Linked DNA regions of Homo sapiens: all the other regions are linked to region 3. The links are chromatin contacts, found by Hi-C or POLR2A ChIA-PET in ENCODE. All regions are on one chromosome and are shown on one strand. The core of a region is the stretch at or near the end of the contact, and the rest is flanking DNA. Distances in the headings are between cores, read along the strand shown.

Evidence for each region. Hi-C counts contacts between places; a loop is a spot of excess contacts on that map. ChIA-PET counts read pairs that join two places held with the same protein, here RNA polymerase II (POLR2A). Pooled maps may share reads with other maps.
Region 1: a loop to region 3 is called in a pooled map, with 7 times the contacts of the local background. The contact joins the enhancer-like site here to the promoter of HDGFL2 in region 3. A Hi-C loop is called at or near these places in 1 of 37 single-sample maps with no recorded cell type and 3 of 50 pooled maps. POLR2A ChIA-PET finds 5 or more read pairs at or near these places in 1 of 52 experiments (HEK293T).
Region 2: a loop to region 3 is called in a pooled map, with 15 times the contacts of the local background. The contact joins the enhancer-like site here to the promoter of HDGFL2 in region 3. A Hi-C loop is called at or near these places in 9 of 50 pooled maps. POLR2A ChIA-PET finds 5 or more read pairs at or near these places in 2 of 52 experiments (CD8-positive, alpha-beta memory T cell and Caco-2).
Region 4: a loop to region 3 is called in a pooled map, with 18 times the contacts of the local background. The contact joins the promoter of NCLN here to the promoter of HDGFL2 in region 3. A Hi-C loop is called at or near these places in 1 of 37 single-sample maps with no recorded cell type and 8 of 50 pooled maps. POLR2A ChIA-PET finds 5 or more read pairs at or near these places in 2 of 52 experiments (activated B cell and activated T-cell).
Region 5: a map of B cell shows a loop between it and region 3 (6-fold over the local background). The contact joins the promoter of SAFB here to the promoter of HDGFL2 in region 3. A Hi-C loop is called at or near these places in 2 of 168 maps with a recorded cell type or tissue (B cell and naive thymus-derived CD4-positive, alpha-beta T cell), 2 of 37 single-sample maps with no recorded cell type and 10 of 50 pooled maps. POLR2A ChIA-PET finds 5 or more read pairs at or near these places in 1 of 52 experiments (activated B cell).
Region 6: a loop to region 3 is called in a pooled map, with 7 times the contacts of the local background. The contact joins the promoter of CLPP here to the promoter of HDGFL2 in region 3. A Hi-C loop is called at or near these places in 2 of 168 maps with a recorded cell type or tissue (both naive thymus-derived CD4-positive, alpha-beta T cell) and 10 of 50 pooled maps. POLR2A ChIA-PET finds 5 or more read pairs at or near these places in 1 of 52 experiments (activated naive CD4-positive, alpha-beta T cell).
Region 7: a pooled map shows a loop between it and region 3 (18-fold over the local background). The contact joins the promoter of MICOS13 here to the promoter of HDGFL2 in region 3. A Hi-C loop is called at or near these places in 5 of 37 single-sample maps with no recorded cell type and 12 of 50 pooled maps. POLR2A ChIA-PET finds 5 or more read pairs at or near these places in 1 of 52 experiments (naive thymus-derived CD8-positive, alpha-beta T cell).

The regions. Positions count from the first base shown.
Region 1 is chr19:5,826,522-5,830,539 of GRCh38, reverse strand. It overlaps NRTN (neurturin), which reads right to left. Exons shown (of 3, transcript NM_004558.5): 3 at 2,216-2,791. The coding sequence ends at 2,367. FUT6 (fucosyltransferase 6) reads left to right here. Exons shown (of 3, transcript NM_000150.4): 3 at 1-132. Among named protein-coding and RNA genes, the nearest start is that of FUT6, 11 kb to the left of the region's middle. RefSeq lists silencers at 1,430-1,479, 2,180-2,509, 2,680-2,749, 3,548-3,842 and an enhancer at 2,117-2,805. Within about 2 kb of position 2,384, at least 30 of the 41 ENCODE cell types and tissues checked have a DNase peak (open chromatin) inside an H3K27ac peak, as active enhancers do.
Region 2 is chr19:3,034,048-3,038,109 of GRCh38, reverse strand. It overlaps a transcript of TLE2 not described here. Among named protein-coding and RNA genes, the nearest start is that of TLE2, 6.8 kb to the right of the region's middle. RefSeq lists silencers at 1,610-1,669, 2,330-2,499 and an enhancer at 2,640-2,839. Within about 2 kb of position 1,814, at least 38 of the 41 ENCODE cell types and tissues checked have a DNase peak (open chromatin) inside an H3K27ac peak, as active enhancers do.
Region 3 is chr19:4,470,162-4,473,958 of GRCh38, reverse strand. It overlaps HDGFL2 (HDGF like 2), which reads right to left and starts at 1,662. Exons shown (of 16, transcript NM_001001520.3): 1 at 1,537-1,662. The coding sequence starts at 1,608. RefSeq lists silencers at 1,467-1,526, 1,557-1,736 and enhancers at 2,237-2,586, 2,847-3,016.
Region 4 is chr19:3,184,622-3,188,233 of GRCh38, reverse strand. It overlaps NCLN (nicalin), which reads right to left and starts at 2,304. Exons shown (of 15, transcript NM_020170.4): 1 at 2,020-2,304. The coding sequence starts at 2,203. RefSeq lists a silencer at 1,818-2,387 and enhancers at 2,898-3,037, 2,344-3,226.
Region 5 is chr19:5,620,690-5,624,348 of GRCh38, reverse strand. It overlaps SAFB (scaffold attachment factor B), which reads right to left and starts at 1,266. Exons shown (of 21, transcript NM_001201338.2): 1 at 955-1,266. The coding sequence starts at 1,143. It overlaps SAFB2 (scaffold attachment factor B2), which reads left to right and starts at 1,573. Exons shown (of 21, transcript NM_014649.3): 1 at 1,573-1,819; 2 at 2,953-3,040. The coding sequence starts at 1,634. RefSeq lists enhancers at 104-835, 836-1,568, 1,489-1,828, 2,302-3,034 and silencers at 809-858, 1,829-1,948, 2,953-3,173.
Region 6 is chr19:6,359,042-6,363,000 of GRCh38, reverse strand. It overlaps CLPP (caseinolytic mitochondrial matrix peptidase proteolytic subunit), which reads right to left and starts at 1,470. Exons shown (of 6, transcript NM_006012.4): 1 at 1,229-1,470; 2 at 1,061-1,132; 3 at 459-555. The coding sequence starts at 1,426. It also overlaps a transcript of ACER1 not described here. RefSeq lists an enhancer at 1-795 and a silencer at 994-1,223.
Region 7 is chr19:5,678,891-5,682,653 of GRCh38, reverse strand. It overlaps MICOS13 (mitochondrial contact site and cristae organizing system subunit 13), which reads left to right and starts at 2,138. Exons shown (of 4, transcript NM_205767.3): 1 at 2,138-2,196; 2 at 2,891-3,068; 3 at 3,258-3,309. The coding sequence starts at 2,168. HSD11B1L (hydroxysteroid 11-beta dehydrogenase 1 like) reads right to left here and starts at 1,627. Exons shown (of 8, transcript NM_198706.3): 1 at 1,383-1,627. RefSeq lists a silencer at 1,450-1,659 and enhancers at 1,710-2,179, 2,190-2,289, 2,310-2,389, 2,420-2,529, 2,910-3,049.

The DNA.
Region 1 (4,018 bases), core at 1,135-3,634, 1.4 Mb before region 3:
AATCGCTTGAACCCAGGAGGCAGATGTTGTAGGGAGCCATGATCGCACCACTGCACTCCAACCTGGGCGACACAGTGAGACTGTCTCAAGAAAAAAAAAAAAAGGGGGGAGTGTCCCTTTCTGAGTGTGCAATTCTGTGTGGAAGGTGACTGTGTAGGATCATGGGTCCTGCCTGCTGAGCCCTTATGGGTGGTGATCTCTGTGTCTTGTGAGTGTGCTTGTGTGTGTGTGTGAGAGAGACCCTCATCCGGTGTGCCGATGCGCTGATGACAACCGCAGCCCCAGGGAACTGCAGGGGCTTCTCGGTTTATTTATGTTCCAATTCCCTGGTGGGCTGGGCCCGCGCCCTGTGGTTGGGACGCTGGATCTGGGTGGGAGACAGGAAGGCCGAGGTCCGGGAGGCCCCGGAGGGTGGGCAACACTCACACACACATGCACACTGTGGCAGGGGAGCTTCGGGGGGGCGGCAGACCCCTGATGGTCAGCTTTCTCGCTGTGTGTCCTGGGCTGAACAACACTCCTCTCTGAGGCCAGGCCATCTAGGATGGGGAAACTGAGGCTCGGAGTAAGCGTCACTTGGGCTTCCGCAGCGTCTGGGAACTCCGGCCTCTCTGCGGAGGCCGGGCTGAGTCGGCCCAAAGGGTGGAGGAATCCACCACCTTAAACCTCAGAGTCAGAAGACTGCGGGGGTAGGCGGGGACCCCAGCCAGCGGCAGCCCTGAAACTGCTTCCCAAGCAGATCACCCGCCTGGCCGCCAAGCCCTGCTCTCAGGGCTCCCTGGAAGTCCTGCTGATTAGCCGCCTTGAGTGTCTCCAGCTGTAGCTGTGGGTCCCCGGGAGCCAGGGGCTAGGGATGTTCCTTCATGGCTGGGTGATTCTCCCTGGGGGCGGTTTCCGATCTGCGCCCTCCAGCTTTGCGGGGGGTGGGGGGATGCGGGCTGAGCCTGGGAAGGGACACTGTGGTTAGAGGGTGGTCCTAAGGGCAGACGTGTGGGAAGGAGGGGAGGGGGCCCAGCTAAGGAGAAGGGTTGTAGCCTTGGGAACCCCCAGTCTGAGGGGCAGGAGGGGAGGAGTCTCGCCTCGCCGGTGCCTGCTCTGGGCTCGCAGTGCCCGCCCCTTCCCCGCCCCTCAGACCGACCGTGGGACCCGCCGACCCCTCCCGCGCTCTGGCAACCCAACACCCGAGGCCTGCCAAGCATCAAGGTGACACCGTGGGGAAATCTAAACACCGAGCCGGGCTTTTTCCATACTCCGCAGGGGCTCGTCGTAAATCCCCCCCGTGGAGGCCCGGCCAGGGCTTTTATGGGCCGAGGACCCAGGTCTCTGGGGACCCAGCTCTACACCAGCAGGCGCCGGCTTCGGGCTGGATGGGGCTGGCGCCCGCCCCAGGCCTCTCCCCGCCGGGAGGTGGGCAGCGTGCGGGTATTTTTAGTAGCTGGTGGAAGGAGATAGTGGCTTTCAGCTCACCCTGGTGGGCGAAGACCGGCCCGAGGAGGCCGTCGGATAAGGGAGGCCCAGGTCCACCTGGACCTCACTCTCCTCACCCCCAGAGTGGCTCCCCCTTCCTAGAAACCCACATAGCGGGATCAGTGCGGACAGGGAGACGCTGGGGAACTGATTCCACCTGGATCTCAGGCTCCTCACCCACAGTGTCTCCCCCTTTCCCCCTCTCCAGAAGTCCACACAGCAGAGAGGTGCAGTCAGGAACAAGCTGGGGAAACTGGGTCCACCTAGACCTCAGTCTCTTCATCCCAGAAGCGAGAGGTGCAGTCAGCGACAATCTGGGGAAACTGGGCCCACCTAGACTTCAGTGTCTTCATCCCAGAAGCCCGCACCGCGGAGAGGTGCGGAAGGGAACAAGCTGGGGAAACGGGGTCCACCTAGACCTCGGTCTCTTCATCCGAGCGTAGCTTCCCTTTCCCCTCCCCAGAAGCCCACACAGCGAAGAGGTGCGGACCGGAACACGCTCGGGACGGGCAGAGGGACCCGTAGGGAGGCAGGAAGGACGGTCCCTGCCAACATAGCCCCATTCACCCCATTTTCCTTTTTGTCCGCCATAAACTGGACCCACTTTGCATCTACCCTTCCCCCAAAGCAAACAGCATCCTCCCACTACCCTGCAGCTGGGCCCCCCCCACTGGTCCCCGCTTTCCCGGTGGAGACGGCGACGTGGCCCACACGCGAGCCCCTCGCCGAGGATGAATCACCAGCCAGCTCGAGTTGCCACACTTTATCTCAGTACAGTTATCGCGAGAGTCCCGGGGCCGCGCCGGCGTGCTCTACGCACGCGCAGTCTTTCGCGGGGCCGGCCAGTGGTGCCGTCGAGGCGGGGGGAGTGGCCGCCGCGCCGGCCGAGTGAGGTAGGGTCACACGCAGGCGCACTCGCGCGCCGACAGCTCGTGCACCGTGTGGTAGCGGCTGTGCGCGTCCAGGAAGGACACCTCGTCCTCGTAGGCCGTCGGGCGGCAGCAGGGCTGCGCGCGCACCCGCTCCCGCCGCAGGCGCCGCCGCTGGCGCAGTCGTCGCAGCCCGAGGTCGTAGACGCGCGCGGCAGCCTCGCAGGCGCCTGCGCAGTAGCGGAACAGCACCGTCTCGTCGGACGCGTAGCCCAGGCCCAGCTCGCTCACGCGCACCTCCAGCTCGCGCAGCCCGCAAGGCCGCGCCCCCAACCGCGCACGCGCGCGCCGCCGCCGGGGCCCCGCCCGACGGCGCGGACCTGGGGGCCGCCCAGCCCAGGGCGTCAGCTCGCGCAGCTCCATCGCATCCGGGGCCCCCTGCAGGAGTGCACGGTCTGCGAGGGGAGGAAGAGAAAGGAGGGGGGGTCAGTGGGTGCAGGGGGTGGGAGGGAGCCCCCTACCCTCTCTGTACCCCTGCAAACGAAGACCCTTGCTGGGACGCCAGGCCTAGACGGCTTCTCGTCTCACTCCCAGGTCCCAAATTTCCCCACCCTCTTGCTGAGCTGCTCATGCACCCTCTCTGGGCGGCACTGGGGGGCACGTACACACTCACACCCCTACGCTGGTCCAAAACCCCTTTCTGAACCCTGAGCCTATATTGGCTGCCCAGAACCTGGTCCATCCTTTCTGGGCCGCTTTCCAGCCCGTCTCACCTTGAGCTGAGCTGACCGGGGTCTCTAACTCACCTCCTCTGGGCCCCTCTCTCACCCCATTGCTGCTCCATTCTCCTCGTCCTCCATCGCAAATCTATCTGGACCCCGCCCCTATGCTGGGCTGCCCCAGGACACTGGTGCATCCTCTCTGGGCAGCACTGGGGGGCTGCTTCCCATGCCCTATCCCTCTTTAGTGAGGTTGTCATAGGTCTCTAGAGCCCCCTCTTCAGGCCCCGACGTCTGCTCTGAGGCCCCGGGCTTTTCAGACTCCCTCCATCCCCACTGCCCCGCTGTGCAGTGGAGCCTCAGTTTCCCTATCCAAGAAATGAATCGGGGTGTTTGGGTTTCTCAGAATGCAGAGGAGCAGCAGGTACCGCAGCCTACTGCATCCGAAGCCTGTGTGGGGACCCCACTCCATGGAGTGGCAGCAGCTACTGTCAAGGCCACCCCCATGTGACAGGTGACAAAACGGACCATCCCAAGGTCACATCATTAGCAGGTGGCCGAGAGAGAGCGACAGAGGCGGGCTTAAAGGTCATTCTTCCTGCCTTCATCGTTCACCCAAGTTTGGCCCAGGTCCAGCCGCTTTCTCCCACACTCGCCAGGAGGTGCCCAAGTCACCGATTCCCAGGGCCTGGCAGCCTAAATTTATTACCCAAGCGGTGGCTCCACCCCCAAACTCGGAAGCCCCGGGAGAGAACTGCAGACGCTGGAATGACAGGCAGCGCTGCTGGCGGACCTGCAGGCAGGGGACTCCCAGCCCCAGAGCAGGTGGCAGTCACGCTTGTGGTTGGGAGAGGAAATCTTTAGTCCCCACCTGCCCCCCGGGCTGGTGCACCTGGCTGTCAAAAGAATGAGCCTCTGGGTGGCCCTGGGGAAGGAGGGGCTGTCTGTCTCCTGGGGTTTGGT
Region 2 (4,062 bases), core at 565-3,064, 1.4 Mb after region 3:
CGCTCTGTCCCCCAGGCTGGAGTGCAGTGGTGTGATCTCAGCTCACTGCAACCTCCGCCTTCTGGGTTCCAAGGATTCTCCTGCCTCAGCCTCCTGAGTAGCTGGGATTACAGGCGTGTGCCACCTTGCTCGACTAATTTTTCTATTTTTAGTATAGATGGGGTTTCCCCACGTTGACCAGGCTGGTGTCGAACTCCTGACCTCAGGTGATCCACCCATCTTGGCCCAACTAAGTGCTGGGATCACAGGTGTGAGCCACTGCACCCGGCCTACTATGCATTATTGTAAGTACTTTATAGGCCTTATTTGAAGATTCTATTATTAATCTTGTGTTCCAGACAAGGAAACCCAAGCAGAGTAAACGTGCCTGGCACTGAGCCGTTGTCACTCTGGGACTTCTCCCCCAGCCGCCCAGTTCTTACTCAGGGAGAGGCTGGAGTTCCTGAGCCCCTCAGCCAATCCTAGTGCCTCCTACCACGGGCTCCCAGGCCCTGACTCCTGCTGGTCAGAACCCACTGTGACTTCAGGACCCATGCGAAAGTAGGCACAGGGGCCTTCTAACCCTAGGGGGTATCTACCTCCCCGACACTTCACAGCTGGGGGATGTTCCCAGATCCACACAGCAAAGCTAGGGGTCAGAGCCCAAGGCTCACTCTGTCACAGGAAAGGGCTTAAGGCTGCCCCATCTTTCTTCTGTCCACTTAGGGTTAGGGTAATCTAAAGGCACTGCTCAAATGAGGCAACTCCTATGCATTCTGCAAAACCCTAGCTTAAATACCGAAACCCAACATCTTTTTGTTTTGTTTTGTTTTTGTTTTTGTTTTTGAGACAGAGTCTCACTCTGTTGTCCAGGCTAGAGTGCAGTGGCGCGAACTCGGCTCACTGCAACCTCTGCATCCCAGGTTCAAGCAATTCTCCTGCCTCAGTCTCCTGAGTAGCTGGGACTACAGGAGCGTGCCACCATGTCCGGCTAATTTTTGTATTTTTAGTAAAGACCGGGTTTCACTATGTTGGCCAGGCTGGTCTCGAACTCCTGGCCTCAGGTGATCCGCCTGCCTCGGCCTCCTGAAGTGCTGGGATTACGGGCGTGAGCCACCACGCCCTGCCCCAACATCTATTAAATACTACCACCCAACATCTAGAAAGCTATCCCAACTTCCCAATGGGGGCGCTAAATCCTGGCTGAGCCTGCCCCCACTCCCACCCCCAGCTCTGATCCTCCCTAACCCCAACCCCGACCACAGGGGTTCTGAGAGAGCTGGGCTGTCTCCCCCTCCTCCCAAACTTGGGAGCCCCTCCTTGAGTTTCCACCAAGGTCAGCCCTGGCTGCTCCCAGGCAGAACAGCACGGAGTATGGGTTTCATGAAAGTTTTGTCCAGCAATCTCACTGTGCATCTGGGTAAACTGAGGCTCAAAGAGAGGCCCTGGAGGTTCTAGGGAGATGGCTCCTCATGTTCCTGGGTGGAAGGAAATGTGTGTGTGATTTTTCCGGGGGGCACACCGCCAAGCGTGGCGGGGAGCTGAGGCTCAGAGGTCACCCGCGAGCCCGGGGCCAGCGGGAGGGGACAGGCCTGGCTGGTGGCCCGGCAGTTCGGCTGGAGGGGGCGGTAGGCAGAGGTTGGCGGTGTCGGAAGCCAAAGGCTTGGCCTCCCCGAGGGAGCCGCTTTCCCGGCCCGGGTCGGATCAATGGGCTGTAATTATACCGCGCCGGGCCGGGAGCCGGCAGGGAGGGAGCGGGAGCTGGCGGGAGGGAGGCGACGGGCGGGAGAGCGCGGGCCGGAGAGGTACCCACGTTACTTTGATTGACAGCCTGGGCGGGAGCCGCGCGGGAGCTTCTGGGAATCGTAGTCTTTTTCTGAAAACCCGTGCTCTCCTCCAGCTTCCACGCTCGGGGAAACTGAGGCACAAGGCCCAGCACCACCCCCCTCCACCCCTGACTACCTATAGGCCCATCCCCCCCACCTGGGGGTAAAACTGAGACCGTTCCTGGAGCCCCCAGGCTCGGGTAAGAGCTTCAGCTCTTCGCCGGGCGTCCAGCGTGACTTAACTACTCTTTGCTTCAGTTTACCTATCTGTGAAATAGGGAGAAAGATGCAACCTCTGCTCCGCCAGCTAGCTGGTAGCATATTGCACGAGGGTCCCTTGTTTTGAAGGGGAGATAGGCCAGGCTTGGGGGTGACTCGCTTTCCCCTGTTTCTGGATAATAATGGAGCCTTAGCCCCCCCTCCTCCAATCCGGTCGAGCTCGGGCGTCCACTAGGGTCTCAGATTCTCCTAGGGAGGGGGGCCACACTCGCCAAACCCCGCCGGGAGCGCCGAGCTGCCTTCCGATTGGCCCTACTGATCCCAGTGCCTCCTGCCATTGGTTGCTGGTCTCCTAATCCCCATTGGCCAGTTTCCTATGTGACGTCACTGACCCATGTGGGAGCGTCGCGAGCGGATTGGCTGGCGCCCCCAGCCAACCACCGCGGAGAAAGGAATTTCCACAGTAGCTGGGGCGGCCAGGCTGATTTAAGGTGGTCTGAGCAATCCGGGGTCCCAGCGCAGCTTCTCAGCTTTTTCCCTTTTTTTTTTTTCCGTAAACCCACATCCACAACGTAAAACCCTAGCCAGGAACCAGGGGCTGAGCCTCTCTGTAATGGGAAGGGGGAGATCGGCGGCTGAGCTCCTTTTCCCCTCTGGCAGCTTCTTCCCTGATGGTGCAGCTGGGGAAACTGAGGCGCAAAGAGGGGGTCCGTGAAGTCCCGCGTGGCAAATGAAGTCGCTGGGGACTCTACCCACGTTGGAACACGCCTGGCAGGTTGCTTCCCTGCTTCCTGCTCTGGCCGGATGTGGTATTTTGGGGAGTTATGGAGTCACAGGCGGCCAAGGGTTCCCCAGTATGCACACAGTTGCTGGCAGCAGAGTCTCCCCAAATTCCACCCGCTGCTCCCAAAGTTGGGGATGTTGCTGCCCAGAGCAAAAACTCCTCCTTCCTGGCGGATCACACACTAAGGGATGGGGTGTGTTCCTGTGTGCGTGTGTGGTCTTGTGGCTTCTCGGGCAATCCACAAATCTGTATTTACCCTCCCCGGTGCAGTGTGCCTGTTAGAGGGATCTGAAGACTGCTGGGTAAAGATCCCCTGCTCTAGGGAGCCTCAGCTCACTCACCGGGCAATGCCCCTGTTCCTCGCCCGGCTCTGCCTTCATCCTTAGCTCGCTCCTGTGCTGACACTGACCCTATGTGACCCTGGGAGGGTACGTGTCCCTGTACCTCTGTCCCCACCAGATGCTCTGGGAGCCCCTCCCTGGAAGGCCTAGGGCTGGATCTTCTCTAGGAATCCAGCCTCTTGCAGCATGTGGAGGTGTTCGTAGACTAAACATCCATTTATCCACCAACACCAAGCAGTTTATATCCAGTGTGTGTATGTGTGTGTGTGTGTGTACGCGCGTATGGAGAAGACAGGAGGCGAAGAAGACAGGAGGCTGGGGGAGAAGGCTTTTGCAGGAGACAGTTTTTGGGTTGGGCCTTGAAAAAAATGGACTTTCTCCAGGCATAAAAGGAGGGGGAGGGAATTCCAGGAAGAGATAACAAGCAGGGAAAGGCTCAGAGGTGGGAAAGAAAGGACACAAATTAGGTGATCTGGCCAGGGTGGCTGGAGGGGGTTGGGGGTGTGGTGTGATCTGGTGGAGGAAGGTGAAGCTGGCTGGGGCAGGGTTGCAGAGGTTCCAGTGCTAGGGTGAAGAGCTGGAAATTTATCCCTAGGGCAATAGGGAGCCAGGGGAGGGTTTGAGGGAAGGAGGGCCAGGCTCCAATTGAAGATCACCAAAAACAAAGGCTGCTCAGAGGGAGGAGGTGGCTGTGGTCCAGATGGGAGAGAGGACAAAGGCCTGGTCAGGGTGGGGGCTGCTGGGGTGGGGAGAACGGAGGAGGGTTGCAGGCCAGGTGTTGGGAATAGAGGGCTAGGGTGATGCTCTGGTTTAGAGTATCTGGGGGATGTGTGTGGGAACCCTGATAGGAGCAGGGGGTAAGAGTCTGAGATCTGGGGGACCTCTAGGGGAGATGCCCAGTTGGTGGCTGGAC
Region 3 (3,797 bases), core at 413-2,912:
CAAAGGGGCATCCAAGGTCCCCTCGGCCAGCCCCCTTCCCTCAGAAGCGCTCCCACTCCCTGGGCCCGGGCCTGTCTCCATTTCAAGCATTGGGGTTGGACCACCCCACCCTCAAGTCCCTCCAAAACCAGCTTCTACATCCTCCTCCCCACAGGGGACCAATCCCCAGGGTCCCCCAACAGTCCCGATGCCAACTTCATTCTAAGGTCCAGTTCCCCGAGTCCCAGTGACCCCGTGAACAGAGCCCCGAGCCCCATTCCCCCACCCCCAGCCCCTCACTCAGAGGTCCCAGCTTCCCTTAGCCTTGACCCTCAACCTTCCCCCCTGACTGCCTCCTCCAACCCTGGACCCCTAGCACATGGCCCTCGGCCCCCCAGCCCCTCAAAACTGGGCTTCTCCAGGACCCACAAGGGAGTGCTTCAGCCCCCATATCTGACCCCAAATCTCAAGTTCCGCAGTTCTGCTCAAACTTGAACCTTGAGCCCTCAGGCCTGGGATCCCCAGGCCCTCAGGTGAGGGTCCCTCAGGTCCCAGACCCTCCCAGACACCCTGCGCACGGCTCCCTGAGGCACCCTGGACACCCCCAGACACACGAGGCGTGGCTCCCTCTGGGCCAGGGCAACCCCAGATCCCCATGGTGCAGCTCCCTCAGGCACAGAAGCCCCAGACCCCCAGAGCGCAGCTTCCTCAGGCCCAGGACCCCCAGACCATTGGCGCCGCAGCTCCTTCAGGCCCTGGACACCCCCCAGATCCCCACGGCGCAGCTCCCTCAGGTCCAGGACCGCCATTCCCCCAGAGTGAGAATTTATCAGGCCCCAGACCCCCAGGGCACCGCTTCCTCGGGCCCGGGACCCCCAGACCGTCGGCGCGCGGCTCTTTCAGGCCCCAAACACCCCCAAACCCCCAAGGTGCGACTCCCTCGGGCCCAGGATACCCCCAGACTCCCAGGGAGCGACTCTCTGAGCCCCAAAACCCTCATACACCAAGGGCGAGAGTCTCTCAGGCCGCAGACACCCTCAGAACCCCTAGGCGCGGCCCCCTGAGGCCCAGGGCCCCCAGACCCCGGGGCGCGGCTCCTGCAGGGCTTGGACACCCCCAGAACCCCAGGACGCAGCTCCCTGAGGCCGAGGACCCCCAGACCCCGGGAGGGGCTCCTGCAGGCCCAGACGGCGGGTCCTGCAGGATCCGAACACCACCAGACCACAAGAACGCGGCTCCCTGCAGCCCAGGACCCCCAGGCCCCGAGGGCGGGGCTCCCTGAGGCCCAGGATCCCTAGACCCCGGGGCGCGGCTCCGGCAGGCCCCGGACAACCCCAGACCCCTAGGGCGCAGCTCCCTGCGGCCCAGGACCCCCAGACCCCCAGGGCGGGGCCGCTGCGGGTCTCGGACACCCCCAGACCCCATGAACCCCAGACCCCCGGGGCGCAGCTCCTTCAGGCCCAGGACAACCCCGGCCCTCCAGTGCCCGCCTCCGGCCCGGGGCCCCCGCTGCCCCCCCCCCCCCCCCCACCGGCCCCATCTCCCGCGCGGCCTCACCCTGGCAGGCCAGTGAGGGTAGCCCTTCATCTTAGCGAACACCAAGTCCCCGGGCTTGAAGGCGTGTGGCATGCTGACGGCGAGAGGCCCAGGCCGCGGAAAGCGGCTGCAGCGGCGGTAGCGGCTGCGGCGGCGGCGGCGGCGGCAGCGGGAGGCGAAGCCGGGGGCGGGAGCGGGACGCCGAGGGGGCGGGGGAGGCTGTCTGGGCAGCCTGCCGACGCGCGCTTATTGGGCGTTGCGCCAACGGAAGTTCAGCCCTCCGGCCGTCACGGGCCGGCAAAGCCGTCGATCAGGACCACGTGCAGGGGACAGAGAAGGGAGGCGACCAATAAGAACAGAGGTTGGAGCACAGCAGTTAACGGGATTGGATAACGGACAGACCCAAGGGGCGTAACCCAGAGACTCTAATGGGAGGTTATGGGAGGTGAAAGGGAAAGGTGGGAGGAGACGAACAGACGCTCTAAGGGAGTGAAGGGGTGGAGCTTAAGGGAAAGAGGCAGGACATAGACCTCCACAAGAGAAGGGGATATAAGGAGGGCAGAACATTGGATACCGCAGAAAAGAAGGCCAATCACTTAACGCAATGGGCGGGTCATTGACAGCCTCTCCCGCTCAGGAGGAGAGGCTTAAAGTAGATATGCAAGCCATTGGATACCACAAGAGAAGCGCCTCAAGGTAGGGAGCAGGCATTGGCCATCACAAGAGGCGGGGCTTCAGCGGGAACGTCGGCCATTGGCTATCGAAAGAAGAGCGATACAACATAAAACAGGGACGGGCGATTGCCAGCTCGAGGAGGCGGGACTTAGAGGAAGGGGCAGGCTCCGGGGGAGCTCTTAGTATAAACAGCCACAAAATGCACAAAATAGTTATTTCTTCACTTAGTTAAAAACTTAACTGAGTACCTACTATATGCCAGGGCCCCAAAACGCCACACAGACCTATTCATTCATTCAAGAAAAATGTACTGAATACCGTGGGGCCGAGTCACTTGATTGTCCTGGGCTTCGCTCTCTGCACTTGGAAGATGGGGCCCATAATGATTGTGAGGACCCTGCTCTAGACTGAGCCCGGCAACAGGAAATACAGGAAGTATTAGAAGCTATAACTCGGCCGGACGCGATGGCTCACGGCTGTAACCCCGGCACTTTGAGAGGACGAAGCGGGCGGATCACGAGGTCAGGAGTTTGAGACCAAGCCTGGCCAACATGGTGAAACCCCGTCTCTACTAAAAATACAAAAATTAGCTGGGCGTGGTGGCACGCACCTATACCAGCTACTCAGGAAGCTGAGGCAGGAGAATCACTCGAACCCAGGAGCGGGGGGTTGCAGTAAGCCGAGATCGCGCCACTGCACTCCAGACTGGGTGACAGAGCAGAAAAAAAAAAGCTATAACTCTACCTTCCGGCAGGGCGTGGTGGCTCACGCCTGTAATCCCAGCACTTTGGGAGGCCGAGGTGGGTGGATCACGAGGTCAGGAGATCGAGACCATCCTGGCTAACATAGTGAAACCCCGTCTCGACTAAAAATACAAAAAAAATAGCTAGGCGTGGTGGCAGGCGCCTGTAGTCCCAGCTACTAGGGAGGCTGAGGCAGGAGAATGGCCTGACCCCGGGAGGCGGAGCTTGCAGTGAGCCGAGATCGTGCCACTGCACTCCAGCCTGGGCGACAGCGCGAGACTCTGTCTCAAAAAAAAAACAAAAACAAAAAACAAAACTCTACCTTCCAGGAATCAAGTATAACAGGGCCAAGAAATGTTAAGTTTTAAAATTTGTTGATGTTGCTGTGTTTTGTTTTGTTTTTTGTAATTAGGATCCATGGTAAGAACTAAAATGAACCAGGGTGCTTGAGGAAAAAAAGCTGAATAATGGAGACGACTTCTTCTCTCCTGGGGGATCACAGAGGGTTACTGGATGAAGTGAGTTTAACCAGACACTGGGAGAATGAATAGAAGTTGGACATGATAGTGAGGCGAGCCCTGGGAGGGCATGAGGAGCAGAGGGAAGAGCAAAAACAAGCGTCTGATCCTCACTTAAGGTCAGGAGTACGAGACCAGCCTGGCCAACATGGTGAAATCCCATCTCTAGAAAAAATACAAAAATTAGCCGGGCGTGGTGGTGGGCGCCTATACTCCTAGCTACTTGGGAGGCTGAGGCAGGATAATCACTTGAACCTGGGAGGCGGAGGGTGCAGTGAGCCGAGATCACGCCGTTACACTACAACCTGGGTGACAGAGCGAGACTCCGTTGCAAAAAACAAACGAG
Region 4 (3,612 bases), core at 1,055-3,554, 1.3 Mb after region 3:
GACAGTGTAGCAGCCACCAGATCACACCTGCCCGGGGGGCTGGAGGGAGGCCGGGTGAGCTGGAGGACCAGGCAGGAGATGCCAAGAGTGTGAACAGGGTATCTCGAGCTCTAGGAGTGGGGTCTTTGGGGTGCAGACTGCCCTGGAAACCCCACGGAAGCCGCTATGAGAGCCGCAGGCACGCGTGGCTACTTGCGTTTATTACCCTCAAGCAGCGCTGAAAATCCTGCCCCCCGGTTGCACAGGCCACGCTTTGGGGGCTCGGCAGCCTCCTGTGGCTGCTGGCTCCTGTGCCAGGCAGCAAAGATGGAGGCGATTCTACAGGATGGTGCCCGTCAGGACCCTTCCCCCGGGAAAATCCCAAGCAGCACGGAAAACGCGGTCACTGCATGAGGAGCCTCTGGCCTTCCACTCCCACCCTCCAGAGCCTGGGCCTTGGGTTTATACACCACCACTGTGGCCCCAGGGCGCTTCCCCTGGACACTGTGGACATTAGGGCCGGATCGTTCTCTGGGGTGGGGCCGTCCTGGGCACTACAGGGAATTGAGCAGCGTCCCTGGCCTCCACCCACTCCATGCCAGGAGCACCCGTGGTCGTGACAACCACAGATGTCCCCAGACATCACCCAGCGTCCCCTCGGTTGACAACAATGGCTCTAAGTAAAAAAATCGTAACTCTGGGGCAAAATGGGACCTGAGGCCAAAGTCTGGTTCCATCTCCAGAGATGGGCTCCCCAAGGGCTGGCAGAAGCTGGGGGTCCCCGCGCCTCAGGTTGAGCCTGAGATGTGACGAGAGGGACCAATCCAAGAGAATCCGGGCTGGGAACTAAGGGGGCCAGGAGAACAAGCGGACGGGACTCCTTCACAGGGAAGGCCAGGCCTTGACTTCCAGGGACCTGAGGGGCCAGGCTGAAAAGAAGAAAAACCAGGGACCAGGTTCTGGAATGTCAGGGACAGCTATAGCCAGGCAAAGACAAGGGGATGTGGAATGGTCTAGACACTGGGGTCAGGGCCACGACGGGAGGGGGCGAGGCTGTTGAGTGGGAGACTTGCAGAATGCAAGGGCAAGGGGGTGCGAATTTGGAAAGGGAAGAGGAAATCCTGGAAAGATGGAACAAGTGGGGTTCTGGGAAGTGGGTGTGAGGAGGCTGAGCTGAGGGCGTGGGTATGCATCAAAGGCGGGACAGAAAGGGGGTCAAAGGGAACCCCAGGCGAGTGGACTGAACTGGGGACGTGGGAGGAGACCAGGGAAGCTGGGCTAGCAGATTCTGAAACATGACTCACGAACTGGGACCAGAGAGCGTCAGGGGTCTGGGGACAAATGTGCCCTTGACGTGGGGGCCGGTGACTAGAGCGAGAAAATTCAGGGGAGTTGAATTTGGGCACTGGACAAAATGCACTTGGCACCCAGGGCCGTGGGAGGGGGTGGGGAATGCTGGACCACCGCGTCGGGTGGCTCAGCCTGGCAGAAATCAGTGCAGGGACCTTTAACTCCAAACGCAGTCAGCTAAAGGCGAGAGGCCTGGGAACACGGACGTGACCCAGTGAATCCAGAGACCAACCAGATGGTCTCCAGAACAGGACCCTGGGAGCTGGAGGTCAGGACGGGAGCGTCTGCTCAAGTGAGCCCGGACCAGGAAGCCTAAGGGGCGGAGGGGGCCCAGGAGGGAGAAACTCGGCAAGGCAGGCAGACGCCGGCCCAGCTGGGGACAGGAGAGAGGGGACTTAGGGCTCCAGGGACGCGGGACGCTTGGCCCGGCCATGGGTTCCGGGGCAGGGAGACCTAGGCAGGGGCCGGGGGCTGTGGGAGCGAGCGCGGGGGGTCCCTGGGCGCTAGGCAAGGAGAGCAGGGATTCCAGGGCGCCCGGGGGTCCAGGGCGGCAGGGCTCTGCCTCGCCTGGGGCCTGAGCATGGGTCGGGCAGCCCAGGCCGGAGCTAGGGATCGGCCTGGGGATCGCCGGGCCGGAGTGGCGTGGCCGGGGAGCCCGGGGAGCCCCGAGGGTGGGCCGGGGACACGCACCGTAGGGCTGGCCCTGCAGGTCGTACTGCTGCATGCGGTACACGGTGAACTCGTGCGCGGCGTCGGCGGCAGGCAGCGGCGGCGCCACCAGCAGCAGCACAGCGGGCAGGAAGACGATGAAGCCGAGCGGCAGACAAGACGCCTTCAGCATGTTCTCCAGCACCTCGCCCGCTTCCTCCAGCATCCTGGCCGGCGGCGGGGCCGCGCGGGGCGGCAGCTGGGACGGGACGGCGGCGGCGGCGGCTCCCGCGGACTCACCTCGGCATGGGTAGCCGCCGGGGTCCTGCGGGCGCCGCGCGGGGCAGCCCGCACTCGCCCTGAGGTCCTGTGGGCACCGCGGCGAACCGCCCCGCCAGCCGCGCTGCCTGTCGGGAATTGTAGTCCGTCCGTCCGGCGCTCGCGGAGCCCTGTGGGAGTTGTAGGCCCACTCTGGAACTCCCGGAAGGTGCGGCAGGCTGTTCGGCTAATACCGTTGAGGTTTCACATAAACTCCAAGTCATAAAATGCAATAAAATGCTTTAAAAAACTATTTCGCGATATCACTTTCTTAACCTTGTCTTTGGCGTTGGGGGAGCTAGGGTGAGGGGCGAAAGGTGGGGACAGGACGTGACCTTGCGACCTGGAAGGAAGTTGGGGATAAAGAGAAAAGGAAGTGCCTGCCTGGCGCGCTAGGTCTTCTGGGAGTTGTAGTCCCGTCAAACACACAAAGGGTCACGGGAACTGTAGTCGTCCTGGCAGAAATTGCTGAGAAAAACAAAAATCACTTAAAACTCCCGAGGATGTAGATGTCAAACTCCACGAAGGCAAAAACTTTTGTCTGTTTTGTGCATATGATGTATCCCCGGCATCTAGCACAAGACCTGGCGCACGGCGGGTGGCCTATACCATTTTTGAATGAATGAATGAAAAATAGAAAGTCATGATAGTCAGTTCCTAAGGGAGGCCGCAGTGGGTTGTGGGACTTGTAGTCTGGAACCTGCGGTTTGTGCAGGGGTCGGTGGCAGGTATTTATATTTATCTTTATTCATATTTGGGGCATACTTATACTAAAAAAGTATTTGTTGTTCATCAGAAATTTAAAGTTAAAACCCAGTGTCTCAGGGCTGGAGGTACCTAAGGAACGTCCCTTTGTACAGATGGGGAGACTGAGCCCCAGGGTGCAGCAGACAGTAGCCCTGGCTCTCAGCACGTTATCATCCCAGGCTCCGTACAGCTGCCTAAGGAGTCAGGGCTTCCTTTCTGTCCCAAGTGAGAAGTGGCATTGGTGCCGATTAAGAGCCTGGGCTCAAATCCCAACTCCTCCATTTCCCAGCTGTGTGGCTTTGGGCAAGTCGCTTCACCTCTCAGAGTCTCAGTTTCCTCAGATATAATGATAAAGAATCAAGCACTCTCCCTGCCAGCAGCATGTGAGAATTCTGTTTGTTTGTTTGTTTGTTTGTTTGTTTTTGAGATGTAGTCTCTGTCACCTAGGCTGGAGTGCAGTGGCTTGATCTCAGCTCACCGCAACCTCCACCTCCTGGGTTCAAGCAATTCCTGTGTCTCAGCCTCCTGAGTAGCTGTAAATTACAGGCGTGAGCTACCGCGCCCGGCTAG
Region 5 (3,659 bases), core at 17-2,516, 1.2 Mb before region 3:
AACCACACACCGAGTGTTTACATGCGCCAGGCAGCACGCCAAGCCTGCTCCACGCAAACTTATTTAATCCCCAAATCAAAGTCCTATTGCTTTTTTGCTTCTTACAGGAGAAAAAAAAAAAAAAAGAATAGAAAAGAGGACTCAGAAGGGGTTCAAGGTCTCCTATGCCCAAGATCAGGCCACCGAGAGCTGGCAGGGTCCCCAAGTCCAGAGAGACTGACGGAGCTGGGGGAGCCCAGGCTCTGCCCGCCTCCCGGGCAGTTCTGAGGCTGGTTTTAAAGTCCACCCGGGGTCTCCCCTCATTTCACATTTCTGATCACTACCGTCAACACCACTTTTCCTTCCTGCCACGTTACTTCACCGAGCGAGTACCGGCAAACCGTGAAAACTGGATTGTGGTGGGTTTTTTTCTATTTTTCCCTTTGAGTATGTCCTACGGGTGTTTCCTTTGTAAATCAGCCCCGATTCAGGCTGGTCGGTCCCCTGTGGGTCACAAAGCATCTTCCCTGGGGAAACCAAGCAGCCGAATCAGGAATCCCAGGGCCTGGGTTCAAATCCCGACGCTGCCCGTCCTCGGCCGTGTGACCTTGGCCGAGTCCCTTCCCCTCGCCTGGGAAGTGAGGGTTTCAGGGTCTCCCCTCCAGGTACGGAGGAGGGGACGAGACGAGGGGAGAACCCTCCTCTCAGTGGACGATGTCACCCGTCACCGTTTCTCCTGCACGCGTGCCGTTTTTGTGGTTCTCCTGGCCCCATTGCGGCGTTAGGATTTGAACCCAGGCCCAGCCGGCCAAGGAACTCTCTCCGGGGCCTCGGAGGAGCCGGGGGACGCGAGAGCGCCAGGTCCGGCGAGGCCGCGAACGCGGCCGGGGGCGGACGCCAGGGCCCGCGAGCCACCGTCGCGGCCAAGAGGACCCCAGACCCACCCTGTGCCCGCCCTCGGGGCCCCAAATCCACCTTCTTCAGCCGCTCCATCAAAACGCTCTTGTTGCCGCTCGAGTCCACATTCCGTTTCCTCAGCTCCGCCCGCAGATCGATCACTCGCAGGTCGCTGAGGCGCCGCGTCCCGGTCTCTGACGAGGCGGAGCTCAGAGCCGCCGCGCCCGCCGCTCCAGAATCACCTAGGCCTGACAGAGTCTCCGCCATTCCAGGGACCCTGGCTCCGCCGCCCACTTTCCACAGAACCGGGCCGGTTTTATCAGGCTCCTAGCACAAAATGGCGCCGCCTGCGAGGGAACCGCTCCAGTCGCCCCAGCGCGCCTCGCTTCTGCGCAGGCGCACCAAGCGTAGGTTCTAGTATCCCGGTTGCAACTGCACATGCGCAGTGAGAACAACGCGGGGATGTGCGCAGACGCGTTGCGTCTCGTCAGCCTCCCGCCGGGAACTGCCGGGACGCATGCGAGCTGCAGATTCAGCGCTTGCGCGTTGTGCCGGGGAACCCGCGGTTGGTGGACGCGCGAGCGTCCTTGCTGCTAAGTACGCTAGTGGGGGCGGTGCGCGTGCGCGTGCGCGGCCGCAAAGCGGGGCGGGAGGAAACGAGTGCGTTTTCCTCTTAGGCGGCGCCATTTTGTGTTCAGAGCCGCTATAGCTGCCGGCGGTGTGCGACTGAGTCGGTGGCGAAGACGGGAACGCGACGATGGCGGAGACTCTGCCCGGGTCGGGCGACTCGGGCCCTGGCACGGCTTCTCTCGGCCCGGGCGTTGCGGAGACTGGGACGAGGCGGCTCAGCGAGCTGCGGGTGATCGATCTGCGGGCGGAGCTGAAGAAGCGGAACCTGGACACGGGCGGCAACAAGAGCGTCCTGATGGAGCGGCTCAAGAAGGTGAGGCGGCGCGGGGCTCGGGGGTGGCGCAGGAGGCCCGGGCACGCCCCCGCCTGCACCTGTCACCGCGGCTCCCGGACCCGGGGCGCCCTGGGTTCGCCCCGCGTCTTGGCCGACCCCGGTTCGAGGTGTCGGGCACCCAGGGGGCCGGCTGTGTGACCTTGGCCCGTCACCGCTCCTCTCTGTGCCTCCCTTCCTATCCTCTTTCCACCTTTTCTCCTCAAGCGCGCTCAGCGTGCGGTCTTCTCCGCTACCAGGGTGGCCCCGGGACCCCTCCTGGGGCTCCCGATCGAGCCTTGGCTCTGTGACCTTGGGCAGGTGCCTTTCTCTCTGTGCCTCAGTTTCCTCCTCCGGAGAATGGGTGTCTGGCGGACTCCAGAGCATTTACAGGAAAGGGGGCGGTGCTTGTTCTTGCCCCAGGGCTTTGGCCTTTACGAAGCTGTCCACCCGGGTCCCCCAGATCTTCTCGTGGCCGGCCCCTTGTTGTCATTTTGGGTCTGCCTGAGACATCACCTTCCTGAGCGCCCTTCCTAATGCGCTGCCCCACCTCCTTGCCAGCTCATCCTGCGTTTGTGTCGCACCTCGCTGAAAGCAGGGGCTAAATGCAAAATATTAAGGGGTTGGGAATTGTCTGTTTCCGCAACTGGAACAAACAACTTGAGCATAGGGAGGGAGCTTGTGGGTACCCAGTCCTGGACCCGGCAGGTGGCAGGCACTGAGGGACCTGTTGAATCTCCCCAGGCTGGCTGCTGTTCCTCCTCACCAGCGGTGGCCAGCCCTTCACCGAGGCCGGGCCAAGTGCAGCCTCTCTGTTCTAATTTGTCCCATCATATAACTTTAAAGTCGAAGGTTTGGCATTGTCGAGTTGAGTTGCCATTTTGGAACTGGTCCTTGACCCCAATTCTGGAGCTCCTGCTCACAGCCTCCCTCTCCTTTGTCATTTGGACCCAGAGAGACCCAAGTTGTGCGGGGTTCCTCCTCCGCCTTTTGGGCTTGCGGCCCAGATAGCTGACCCGGAGTTGCTCTTTGCAAGGACGGGTTTGCCTTTGTTTCATGGGAGGTTGTTACTTGTAAGGAACAGTGTGTGCCCTGCAGCTCTTAATGATGTTGTAAAACTCATCTCTCCCTAATAGGCGGTTAAAGAAGAGGGGCAAGATCCTGATGAAATTGGCATCGAGTTAGAAGCCACCAGCAAGAAGTCAGCCAAGAGATGTGTTAAAGGTATTGTACATATGCTGCTTGGGGCTTGAGTGTTCAGAGAATTTAGAGAAATGGTGTGTAGTGTGCTCTTCCCGCCTTCTAGGCTGGGAGAATTTCTCTGGTACTCGGTGTCCCTCCACTAAGAGTTAGCTTTGCTCGTCACCACCTAACAGGTAGCTCTGTCAAGGGCACAGGGAGGAGGAAAGAGATGTACAGGTGCCAAGTGCAATTAAAATATACGAAAAACGTTTCAGCTTCTGCCATTGGGATTAAAAGTCAACTAGAGAAAGACAAGCTCTTAAAGCTACTTCTACGGGTCTGAGGAACCAAATGTACCTACTTGGCTTCCTTCCTGGTTCAAAAAATAGGTCTTAACCCAAAGAAAAGGACACCAACCTGAGACCGAATAGAACTCAGCTTTGCTAGGGTCCAAAGTAGATTGTTGGGGTATTTGCACTCAGCCTATTTTTTACTATTACGGTTTTTGAATGTGAAGGTTTAATTCACAGACCGTTAAATTCATCAGGTTAAGGTGTACAATTCAGTGCTTCCTAGTGTATACACAAGGCTCTGCCACCACCACCACCGTCTCCTTCTGGATTTTCATCACCCAAAAAGGAAACCCGGTCCTCATTAGAAG
Region 6 (3,959 bases), core at 221-2,720, 1.9 Mb before region 3:
CTTCTCCCTCAGCCTTCCGAGTTGCTGGGACTACAGGCACACGCCACATTGCCCGGCTAATCTTTGTACTTTTTTTGTAGAGATGGGGTCTCACTACGTTACCCAGGCTGGTCTTGAACTCCTGAGCTCGAGCAATCCGCCCGCCTCAGCCTCCCAAAGTGTTGGGATTACCGGTGTGAGCCACTGTGCCCGGCCTAAAATCTACCAATTTTTAAATGTCAGCCGGGTCAGGTTGGCAGAACAGTATGTGCAGGATCAAAGAGGCCACATCCTGACTTGTGAACCGAGGCTCAAAAGCCAGCAACAGGCACCTTTTGGTGGTTTAAAGCCACTTCTGGAACTCTGACGCTCTGCACCCTTTCCCAGAGAGAGAACATCCCTGACCCGGGATTCTGGTCCCCTGAGTCACCCGTGTGCCCTGACGAGTGCCCCTGGCACCCAGGAAAGACCCTGCTCACCAGGGCTGTTGATGTACATGTGGATGGGCTTCTTGTTGCTCTCGGATTGCAGGAAGAGGAGCTGTGCGATAACAAGGCTGGCAACGCTGTCATCGATCTGCAGGTGGAGAGGGCAGGGGTGTCCCCAGATTCGGGGTGGGGAGAGAGTTTTAAGGGAGGCTGGGGATGGGTCAGGGAACCAGGAAGGGGGACCAGAGCCCAAAGTAAAAGGGATGGGGAAGAATTTAGGCCCCAGAAGGGGATGGGGAGAGAGTAGTGGAGAGGACCCAGGGGGTTTGGAGCACAGGAAGGGGGGAGTCAGGGGGCTAGGGACACAGGAAAGGAAGGGGTGAGAATGGCTGGGGAGAGTCTTGAGCGTAGGAATGAGGGGAGCGGTGCCAGGTGTCAGGAAGGAAGTCGGAGATTAAGAGCCGAGGAGCAGAGAAGGGGTGAGGAGCGGGTTGGGGGACCGGGAGCCAGGAGGGGAGTCAGAAGGGGAGGGAAGGGGGTTAGAAGGGGAGCGGAGCCTGAGGGAAAGTCTGGGGCCAGGGAAGGAGGGGCGCAGGGAGTGTCGGCAGGCGCTTGGGAGAGTCCTGGGGAGGGTCCCGGCGCGGGGCGCTCACCGGGCCCATGACGCACACGATGCGCTCCCGCAGCAGCCGCGAGTAGATGTCATAGGCGCGCTCGCCGCGACCCTGGGGGTAGAAAGATGGAGGTGAGGGGCCGGGGCAGCCAGCCGATCCCCACCCAGCCCGGAGCCCCCGAACCGTGTCCCCGCCCGGCCGCCGTACCGTCTGCTCCACCACGATGGGAATGAGCGGGAGAGCCCGGGTCGCCGTCGCGTGCAGGCACCGCTGCAGGGCCAGGCCGTTCTGGAGTGTCCGCTGCGGCGGCCGCTGCGCTGGAAAGTGAGCGGCGAGGCGAGGCCCCAGCGCGGGGTACCTGCATGACGCCACCCGGGCCCCCCCTACCAATATTCCGGGCCACATCCCTCCGCACGCCCCGGTCGGCTTCCGTCCGATGGCGGAACTACAGCTTCCGGCGTGCTTTGCGCCTGGGAGCTCGCTCGCTAGGCCGCTCACTTCCAGGAGTCTGGGCGGGCGCCATTAAGGGTGAGGCGGGGATAGGGACGGAGCCTGAAAGGGAGGAGCCAATGAAGTAAATTGAGTGGGCAGGGCTGGAGAAGTTTTAGAGTCTCCAGTTCGAGTCCCCTTACCGACCAATTCGTCTTCTTTTTTTTTTTTTTTTGAGACGGAGTCTTGCTCTGTCACCCAGGCTGGAGTGCGGTGGCACGATGTTGGGTCACTGCAACCTCTGCCTTCTGGGTTCAAGCCATTCTCCTGGCTCAGCTGCCCCAGTAGCTGGGATTACAGATGCACACCACTGCACCCGGTTAATTTTGTTATTTTTAGTAGAGATGGGTTTCACCTTGGCCAGGCTGGTCTTGAACTCCTGACCTCGTGATCTTCCCACCTCGGCCTCCCAAAGTACTGGGATTACAGGCGTGAGCCACCGCGCCCGGCCTCGTCTTCGTTTTCTACTGTTTCTGCTTTATTTATTTTTATTTTTTTGAGACAGAATCTCACTCTGTGGCCCAGGCTGGAGTGCAGTGGCGCCATCCTAGCTCAATGTGGCCTCAAATTTCTGGGCCCAAGCAACCCTCCCTCCCACCTTGCTCTCCAGAGTAGCTGGGACTACAGTTGTGTGCTACCACATCTGGCAAATATATATATATATGTATTAGAGATGGGGTCTTACTATGTCGCCCAGGCTGGTCTCAAACTCCTGGCCTCAAGTGATCCTCCCACCTTTGCCTCCCAAAGTGCTGGGACTACAGGCATGAGCCACCACACCCCACTTATTCCTTATTTTAAAAATAGCTGCAGGGCCGGGCACAGTGGCTCACGCCTGTAATCTTAGCACTTTGGGAGGCTGAGGTGGGCGGATCACGAGGTCAGGAGATCGAAACCATCCTGGCTAACACGGTGAAACCGCGTCTCTACTAAAAATACAAAAAATTAGCCGGGCGAGGTGACGGGCACCTGTAGTCCCAGCTACTCAGGAGACTGAGGCAGGAAAATGGTGTGAACCTGGGAGGTGGAGCTTGCAGTGAGCTGAGATGGCGCCTCTGCACTCCAGCCTGGGCGACAGAGCCAGACACCGTCTCAAAAAAAAAAAAAAAAGCTGCAGTGTTCCCACAGCTCATCTTGGAAGAGGGGTCCCAGAGAGGACTTAGCCTGGGTCTTGGCCTTGAAGAGCTTCCAGCCTGGTGTGGCCGACTTCTACTGAGACCTCCTCATTCATTTTTTGGCCACCTGTGGAGTAGATTGTGGGAGCCCAGAGAAGGGTGTTGTGGATTCTTCCTGGAGATCAGACCGGAAAGCATTCCTAGGAGAAGCAGGTATTGGAATTGGGCTTTGCAGGATAAGTAGGAGTTTGTTAGCTGGGGAAAGGCATTTCCAGCAGAGGAAAAAGAATGGGCAAAATGGTGGAAGTAGGAAGATTGCTGGTAATGTTGGGACTTCTCTTTTTTGCCACACCTTCTCAAGCCAGATTCTTTTTCATCATTCAGTTCAATGTCACTATCTAAGAGGTGCCCACTGCTTCATCCCCAAAGTCTAGAATAGTGCCTGACACACAGTAGGTGCTCATTAAATACACATTGAACCAAGAGATGAAGAGGTGATAAAGGAGGTAGGTAGAGGGCTTTGGAGGCATCTGCAGAGTGGGGATAATGATAACCTACCTCCTAGGTTTGTGCAGAAAGTCCTCAGAAAGGGTCCAAAAATGTGTAAAAAGTGCTCAGTTTGAATGATTTATTGCTGTGTTAGATCAGGGACCATGGAAGTCTGAGAAGTCTTCAGGTCCTCCCACATGGGAGTCTACTTGAAGTGTTTTTTTCTTTTTTTTCCCGGGGCAGTCCTTCGAATCACAGCAGATTCAGGCGAGGTGTTGTGGTGGCTCATGCCTGCAATCCCAGCACTTTGGGAGCCCAAGACATGTGGATCACCTAAGGACAGGGGTTTGAGACCAGCCTGACCAACACAGTGAAACTCCGTCTCTATTAAAAATACAAAATTATCTCGGCATGGTGGTGAATGCCTGTAATCCCAGCTACTTGGGAGGCTGAGTCAGGAGAATCACTTGAACCCAGGAGGCAGAGGTTGCAGAGAGCCGAGATCACACCACTGTACTCCAGCCTGGGCAACAAGAGCAAAACTCTATCTCAAAAAAAAAAAAAAAATCACAGCAGATTCAGAGAGACTCCTGAAGTGGATTTTGATGTATAAGAAGTTTACCAAGCAGTAAGCGGTAGACTCTTTTTTTGTTTTGAGTCAGTGTCTCGCTCTGTCACCCAGGCTGGAGCACAGTGGTGTGATCAGAGCTCACTGCAGCCTTGAACCTCTGGGCTCAAGCTATCCTCTCACCTCAGCCTCCCAAGTAGCTAGGACTAGAGGTGCATGTCACCACATCTGGCTAATTTTAAAATTTTTTGTAGAGACAGGGTCTCCCTATGTTGCC
Region 7 (3,763 bases), core at 889-3,388, 1.2 Mb before region 3:
AGGCCCCTTAGAACCAGCAGGACCCAATCCAGGCTCAGCATGTCACCCCATACCTGCTTCTCTTCCCAGCTCACCATCACAGAAATAGCCCCACTATCCCCTGTCCCTAAATGGGAGACCCAGGTATTGTCCTCACCTCCTTCTATCCTTTCACCCCCACGAGCTCATGGTTTTCAGATCTTATCAGTTCTCCCTCTCCAGTCTCTCCCCAGCTGTCCCTTCCTCTCTCTCTCCAGGACTCCCAGATTGTCACCTCCCTCCTAGACCCTACCCCGGGCCTGACCACCCCCATCTTTCCTTTGGCCTCCCTTCCATCTCCGATTTGGTCTCCCCCACCTCCACACTGGCTTCCCCATGTCCATACTCATTCTCTCCCTGCCTCTTCTGTCAATGCAGCCAAAGGCGTCTGTGTCAAAAGCAACATGGCCATGGCCCTTCCTGCTCCAAACCCTCTCAGGGGTCCCCACTGCAACTGATGGAAACCAGGCTCCTCACTGCACCCCATGAGGCCCTGCAGGTATAGCCCCTGACTACCTGTCTATCCTTCTCTCCCACGGCCCCATCTATGAATCGTTCAGTTCTCAAAATAATGAACTCCTCACCTTTCCCAGACACACCAGGCATGCCCACAGCAAGAAACGAGCTTCCACCTTTTCCCCTTCCAGGGACAGCCCATGAAGCTCCTCTGCTCATCCCTCTTTCCACCCCCAGCTCTACACTGACTGCAGCAGCCCGGCAGGGGGAAGTGGGACCAGATGGACTGACGGGTGGACGGATGGGTGGATGGATGAATGGATAGATGGACAGATGCATGTATGGATGCATAGATAGAAGGATGGATGGGTGGATGGCCAGATGAATAGATGGATGGGTGGATGGATGGATGATGGACGGAGAGATGTATGGGTGGATAGATGGATGAGTGGATGGATGTATGAATGGATAAATGGGAACACATAAATGGATGGATGGATGGATGGATGGATGGACGGACGGATGCATGGATGGATGGATGGATGGATGGATGGATGGACGGATAGATGAGTGGGTGGCCAGATAAATAGATGGATGGGTGGACAGATGGATGAGTGGAAGGATGGGGGGAGCAGATGGATGAATGGATGGGCGGACAGATGGATGAACGGAAGTGTGGATGGATAGATGGAAGGATAGATGGGTGGATGGCCAGATGGATAGACGGGTGGGGGACAGATGGATGGATGGGCAGATGAACGGTTGAAGCAGCCCGGCCGAAATGCGGGAGAAATGGGGGGAAGCCCTGCAGAACGCATCGGCCCCTTCTTGACCTCGGCGGGCCTTAGCTTCCCCTCTGAACAAAGCGGGCGTGTGACCCTCTGCGCACCCCTAAACCGTGCACTCACCCGCTCAGGCCTCAGTTTCCCCCACTGTCCAGCGGGGGTGGGGTCCCGGGCTGGGAGCCACGCGAACGCCCCCACGGTCCTCTCTTCTCGGCCGCCTCCTGCCGGGTCCCCGACCGCACCCCCTCCCGTAGGGCACGGGTCACGTGACTCGAAGCCCACCTCCTCCCGGGGAGGGGCCGGGCCTCGGGGACCCAGCGCCGGAGCGTCGCCGGGCAACAGTGCCCGCCTGGTCTTCGCCTCCCAGCAGGGGCCCGGCCCCGCCCACTGGGCGGACGCCCCGCCTCCGAATCGATCACGTGAGGGGGCCGCAGCGCTCGAACAATCCCGCCCTCTCGTTGCCGTGACAACCGCCTTGTAGGCACACTCTTCTTAAATCCGGGCCCTTGGTCCCCCGCGCGGGCGCGGGTGGATCTCTCGGGCTCTGACTTGTTTTCGGGTCACCTTCAGGCTTCAGCCAGGCACCTGACGCCTCTTTCCCCTCACGGTGCCAGGGCCGGGCCGAACTACATTTCCCAGGAGGCTCCGCGGCCAGGTGCAAACAGCGCCGTGCTGACTACATTTCCCAGACAGCCTTGCGGCGGCCCGGGCCTTAAAGCGTCCATTTCCCAGCGGCCCTCCGCTGCGAGACCGCAGCCCTTCTCTGGAGTCTCAGAGCCGCAAGACACCACGACTCCCAGAGGACCTTGCGTCGGGCAAGAAAGACTACACCTTCCAGAGGCCTCTGCGGCGCCGCGACAGGAAGCGGCGGGCGAGCCGAGTGTCCTTGCGCGTGGATCCGAGCGACCATGGTGGCCCGGGTGTGGTCGCTGATGAGGTGCGTGGGGGCGCCGGAGGGGACCCGAGTCCCCGAAAAAGTCCATTTTTGTGGGCATCCCTGTCTCCAGTCTGGTCCCGATCTGCTCTTCGCTTCCCTTAGAGTCACTTCCCCTTCGTTCCCCGCCTATGGGCCAGATAGGGAAACTGAGGCTTCAGAGGGGCGGGGCTTCCCGAGGTCGCCAATCCCCTCCCTCCTGCTTCCCAGCGAGCCCTTGGCGTTCAGTTCGCGGTGTCAGCCTCCGCCTCCGAGCCTCAGTTGTCTTCTCTGTGAGGTGGGAATGCCGGTGAATCCTGCCGCTGGCGTGGATGAGAAGTGAATGCGTGCTCGGAGCTGCGAGTGACAGCGGGCAGGAGGCGCCCAGGGACACTTGGTTTCTCCAGGGCTGGAAGGCTTCTAGAAGGTCAAGATCTTACGTCTTCACTGCCCCTGCTCACTGTGGGACTTTGAGTGACCCACTCTCCCCCTCTGGGTTTCAGTTCATCAGTTCAAGTGGCGTCCAGCCGCCCTGCCTTGCACGTTGTAAAACGAGTGCTGTATATAATAGGGGTCTGGGTCGACGGTGCTGCACTACAGAGTGTCACCCTGTGGACGGTGAGCCCTCAGGAGGGTCTCACTCTCCCCGTGGGCCTTGGCCCCTGAGGGTGGCTGTCAGTGTCCGCTGAGCTTCTGCTCCTCCCGTCCCTGCCCGCAGGTTCCTCATCAAGGGAAGTGTGGCTGGGGGCGCCGTCTACCTGGTGTACGACCAGGAGCTGCTGGGGCCCAGCGACAAGAGCCAGGCAGCCCTACAGAAGGCTGGGGAGGTGGTCCCCCCCGCCATGTACCAGTTCAGCCAGTACGTGTGTCAGCAGACAGGCCTGCAGATACCCCAGGTACTACGGGCCGGGAACGAGGCCAGGGTTTGGCGGGTGGTCAGCTCTGGGAGGTCCCTCCAGCCCTGCACGATGTTGTCCTCCATATTGATGCTGACCTGATTCTCCGGCCTGTCCTCCTCCCTCCGCCTCTGGGGATGGGCTGCTGAGCCTTTTCACCAGTTCTTTCTGCCCATCTCTTTTTCCCAGCTCCCAGCCCCTCCAAAGATTTACTTTCCCATCCGTGACTCCTGGAATGCAGGTAAGGCACCCAGTTTCTTTGCTTGGAGGGAGACACCCCAGTCTAGCCCCTCTCCCCACTTCCTGGCCATTCCTTTCTGTCCATCCTCCTTCCTGCCCGACACGTGTCTCTTAGGGATCTAAAAGGGAAAGGAGGCCGAGCACAGTGGCTCACGCCTGTAATCCCAGCACTTTGGGAGGCTGAGGTGGGCGGATCATCTGAAGTCAGGAGTTCGAGACCAGCCTGGGCAACATGGTGAAACCCCATCTCTACTAAAAATACAAAAATTAACCGTGCGTGGTGGTGCACACCTGTAATCCCAGCTGCTGCTTGAGAGGCTGAAGCAGGAGAATTGCTTGAACCCAGGAGGCAGAGGTTGCAGTGAGCCGAGGTTGCACCACTGCACTCCAGCCTGGGCGACAGGGCGAGACTCCATCTCAAAAAAATAAAATACAAAAATTAGCCTGGTATGGTG